Regions from separate parts of the Homo sapiens genome. Here region 1 is linked to region 2. A link is an interaction called in ENCODE POLR2A ChIA-PET data of the cell type or tissue named here. Cell type or tissue: PC-9. All regions are shown on one strand.

Region 1 (2,500 bases), 690 kb after region 2:
ATATAGATGAAATTTTTGCCTATTTTTCAATAAAATTTGGCTTGAACTTCTACCTGATCTCCAAATGATTCAGGCAGAAAAATGGCAAAATTTAAAACTCAGATAGCAATGGATCATTATCAATATCATATGCATTCCAAAGGCATAAAGCATTCATTTTATAAATTTATGTTTTCCTTACAAATTTAAATTGTATGTAATTGTTTTGAATTGGTTCAATGACAACAAAATGAATTAAGCCTGCTTTTTCATGTCATTGAATGAAGGAGTACCTAGCTTGTGTGCTGTCAAAATATCTCTTTTCTTTTCTTTTTTTTTCTCTTCTCTTCTCTTCAAGATGGAGTTTCGCTCTTGTTGCCCAAGCTGGAGTGCCGTGGTGCAGTCTTGGCTCACTGCAACCTCTGCTTCCTGGGTTCAAGCAATTCTCCTGCCTCAGCCTCCAGAGTAGCTGGGATTACAGGTGCGTGCCACCATGCCTGGCTAATTTTTTTGTATTTTTAGTAGAAACAGGGTTTCACCATGTTGGCCAGGCTGGCCTCAAACTCCTGACCTCAGGTGATCTGCCCACCTCAGCCTCCCAAAGTGCTGGGATTACAGGCGTGAGCCACTGCGCCCAGCCAAAAATATCACTTTTCTAGACAAGGCAGAATAATGTGGAAAATATATATGTGTTGAAAATCAGACCTGAGTTTCAAGTCTTCCTCTGCCCCTTAATAACTGGGAGACCTTGACAAAGTTCCTTCACCTAAGGCTCAGTTTCTTCTCCTGTAAAAATCAGGATAATTTCTGCTTCATATAGTTGTTCTGTGAATAAAAAAATGCTATTTATAGAAAATGCTTACTATTGCCTGGTACATAGTGGGAGTTCAAAAAATGGTGGCTATTTTAGTAGCTAAAGTACTCATATAATTATTAGAACTTTAAAAATCAATAACATGTTTAGTAGGAAACTTAATGAGCGAGGAATAGCTGAAAAAAGCAAGAAAGTAGATACATTTTATATTTTGGCCTAAATGGAGATATTAAAGAAAAGAGAAAGTTTCCTTTGAGAGAAAAAATGAAAAGCAAGGCATTTCTTAGTGGATGGAGGATTTCTGTGCAAGGAGCAGTCCTTGCATCCACCTTTTGGGTGGTGCTGGATTTACCATCTTCATGGTTCCACAGCAAGTGATTTTACCCATCAACCTTGTGTATGTGATGTCATTTACCACTTCCTAGTTTAAACAAATAGTTTTCCAGCAGGACAATATGCACATTGCTCTATTGTACTAAATTTGTTTCACATTCCAAATTGGCAGGAATTTCTCCATGTGCTTGGGTATAATAGCATTTCTTGATATGATAATTATCATCTAGTTGTCTATATTTATGTATCTACCTAACTACAAGAGAAAATTTGCAGCAGAATATCTGTCTTTTCATTTTTGCTTTTTACTCTTATCATACTATAAAACACTTTCATAATAGTTTAAATAATTTCCTGGGGGAGTTAATTTGGCTAAGTCATCGTTCTTTTTTTGGTGCTTCAGTTTCTCTTTGACTCTCATGGAATGTTTGCTTTTGCCCTTTGGGTGTTTAAAGACCACATTTTGTAGCCCCAGTGTTCTTTCTAATTATAGAAGTGACATAAGAAAAACGGAAAGTAAGTAAGAAGTGGAGAACAGAGTCATTAAGGGAGAGTCTAGATCAGAGAGATGTCAAAGAGTTTCGTTGGGTATTTAAGGAAATTAATGAATAACTCATCTGGGACTTAGAGATAGTGACTTAAGTCGTAATTAATCCATTGATATAGCACAAAATAAAAAAAATACTGTATTTAGAAAAAAATAGTATGGTAGAAATACTGGGCATAATTCTTATAAATATAGACTTCACCTTAGTATTCTTGAGAGAAGTCAGACAAGGGGAAGAGTACTCTATGAAAATTAAAAAAAAATTCCATGGAAGTGTTAAAATGTGAAGAAGAAAATTTAATGATTAATATAGTAGAGGGAAGGGATCCATTCCAAGATGGCCGAATAGGAACAGCTCCAGTCTGCAGCTCCCAGCGTGATTGATGCAGAAGATGGGTCCAACCAGTTTGGACAGTGTGTACAGCCCATGGAGCATGAGCCGAAGCAGGGTGGGGTGTCGTCTCACCCAGGAAGTGCAAGGGGTTGGGGGATTTCCCTTTCCTAGCCAAGGGAAGCCAGGACAGGCTGTACCTGGAAAAACGGGACACTCCTGCCTGAATAATGCACTTTTCCCAAGGTCTTAGCAACTGGCAGACAAGGAGATTCTCCCTTATGCCTGGCTTGGCAGGTCCCACGCCCATGGAGCCTTGCTCACTGCTATTGCAGCAGTCTGAGATCAAACTTCGAGGTGGCAGCCTGGATGGGGGAGGGGCGTCCACCATTGCTGAGGCTTGAATAGGTAAACAAAGAGGCCAGGAAGCTTGAACTGGGTGGAGCCCACCACAGCTCAGCACAGCTTACTGCCTCTATAGACTCCACCTCTGTGG
Region 2 (2,500 bases):
TAAAAAAAAAAAAAGTGGATAATAGTAACTAACCCATATAACTTTGTGTCACTAAAGGCTACACACAGAGATATGCACCAAGTATTGAAAAAAATTCATTGATGTCACACACCGTGAATCAGCATTAAAAAAATCACAATTATCATGTAAAAGTACAGACTATTGCATTGCATGTTTATGTGTTAGGAATGTTATGGAAGCCAATGGAGTTAGCAGACAAGATACTAGTTAGGGACCACCCTTGGATCACCAGCCATGGAGGGGGACAAAAGGAAGCAGGAGTGGGCAGGGTGAGAAGTAGGCTGGGATGTGGCCCAGTGGCAGCCTGCGCTGCGCTCACAGGGAGTTTTAAATGGCCTTTCAGGGTTGTCCTCAGCTGAGCTGATAGGACCAGGCTTTTTTTCTCTTGCTGTCCTTGTCACCTGGTTGAAGTGGCTCTCTGCGGTAGAGGCAATCTCTGAAAAGGCTGTTGGCTGAGGCTGGCCACCACAGGCCTCCTCCCAGCAGCTGGGTGCCAGTTCCTTCGTGGATAGGGATCCAGACAGCATTTCACTTGCCCCCTAGAGTCTGTAATCCTCCTCTAGGGTGTCTTCATGTTTCAATAGCCAGGGGACCTTGAAAAGTGAGAGGTTGGCTGGGTGCGGCGGCTCATGCCTGTAATCCCAGCACTTTGGGAGGCTGAGGCAGGCGAATCATTTGAGGTCAGGAGTTTGAGACTAGCCTGGCCAACATGGTGAAACCCCATCTCTATTACAAATACAAAAAAAAGGCTGGGCGTGGTGGTGCATGCCTGTAATCCCAGCTACTTGGGAGGCTGAGGCAGGCGAATCGCTTGAACCCAGGAGGTGGAGGTTGCAGTGAGCTGAGATTGCACCACTGTACTCCAGCCTGGGCTACAGAGCTGGACTCCATCTCAACAACAACAAAAAAAAGAAAGGTGAGATTCTGTCCCAGGGTGGGCCGACTGTGGCATCACCCTCCCTCTCCCTGGCTGCAGGTGACAAGTCAGTGTTATCTTCTGCCCACTCCTCCCCTCCTGCTGACAGCCTCCCCCCATTACCTCCCTCTCCTGTTTCAGGGTTGCCCTTGGTGCAGACTGGTCTAGGAATGGGGGAAAGCTGGGGGAGGGAGAGGCCAGATAGGAGCTGAGAACTCCCTTCCCCAGGACTGCCTGAGCTTGTCATGCACTTCACGTTCTTCAGGTCTGTGTCCCCACACCGCCCTGGGCCAGCCACACCTCCTCCTGCAAGGAGGAGATCTGTGTGCAAAGGGGCAGCCCCTAGGCTGCCTTTCAAATAACACAAGGAGCTACTCTTTAAAAGCTTAAATTCCAAAGGGATTATTCCTGTCAGGGGAAAGGAATAAAAAGAATCCACTTCTGTAAACATGAAACAAAGATCAGAATAAGGATTTAAGAGTAATGCTCAGCTAAGCCACAGAAAAAGGCACAGAAGCCCACGCGCTGGGCTGGGTTCTTGTTTCTGCTCCCTTAGAAGAGAGAAATGGTTAAGTGAGTGGGTTGCCTGGAGGATTCAGCTGGTTGGAGGGGAGAGATTTTGAGATGGCACAATCTCAAGCTCCCTGGTTGGCCTTGTTGGGAGAAGCGGACAGCTGTGAAAGGGATCTGTGCATTTCTCCTCATGCCAGCATGCCCATGTTGTCCCCTGGGTGCAAAAGGATGGGGACAAAGTCACAGCACTGGAGTGAGGCCAGGGTTATCAGTGTCAGTTGTGATGTTGCCTCTCCCTTTGCATGGAGTAAGACTGACTGCTTCTAATCTGTGTTTTTTTTTTGTTTGTTTGTTTTTTGTTTTGAAACAAGGTCTTACTCTGTCTCCCAGGCTGGAGTGCAGTGGTGCAATCTTGGCTCACTGCAACCTCCGCCTCCCACACTCAGGTGATCCTCTCATCTTAGCCTCCCAAGTAGCTGGAATTACAGGCACGCACCACCATGCCCAGCTAATTTTTGTATTTTTAATAGAAACACGGTTTTTCCATTTTTGCCAGGGTGGTCTCAAACTCCTGTGCTCAAGCTATCCTCCTGCCTCCTCCTCCCAAAGTGCTGGGATTACAGGCATGAGCCACCATGCCCGGCCTGGTTCTAATCCTTATTTATCCTGCTACCTAGTAGCTTGTATGACCCCAGGAGAGTCACTGACCACACTGACCCTGGGCTTTATTTTTTAATCTGTACAATGGGGATAATACCTAGTATATCAGTAATGGCCTAGTATGCAAGTACAGAAACCAAGTCTGCCTACATTAAACAAAAAGGGAGGCTGGGCGCAGTGGCTCACGCCTGTAATTCCAGCACTTTGGGAGGCCGAGGCGGGTGGATCGCAAAGTTAGGAGTTCAAGACCAACCTGGCCAACATGGCGCAACCCTGTCTGTACTAAAAATACAAAAATTAGCCGGGTGTGGTGGTGCATGCCTGTAATCCCAGCTACCCAGGAGGCTAAGGCAGGAGAATTGCTTGAACCTGGGAGACAGAGGTTGCAGT

Evidence for each region. ChIA-PET counts read pairs that join two places held together with the same protein. Peaks named below come from ENCODE experiments on the same cell type or tissue, not always from the same donor. Only the 100,000 strongest peaks of a DNase experiment are listed, where the experiment ranks them.
Region 1: POLR2A ChIA-PET joins it to region 2 with 6 read pairs; 1 of 35 experiments calls an interaction of 5 or more read pairs at or near these places.

Annotation. Positions count from the first base shown.
Region 1 is chr3:23,036,030-23,038,529 of GRCh38, reverse strand. No RefSeq gene overlaps it. Among named protein-coding and RNA genes, the nearest start is that of UBE2E2-DT, 170 kb to the left of the region's middle. RefSeq lists an enhancer at 2,379-2,500. In PC-9, no CTCF peak of the experiment used is centred here; no DNase peak of the experiment used is centred here; H3K4me3 peaks cover 434 bases.
Region 2 is chr3:23,727,664-23,730,163 of GRCh38, reverse strand. No RefSeq gene overlaps it. Among named protein-coding and RNA genes, the nearest start is that of UBE2E1, 77 kb to the left of the region's middle. In PC-9, no CTCF peak of the experiment used is centred here; DNase peaks (open chromatin) are centred at 603 and 1,253; H3K27ac peaks cover 2,163 bases.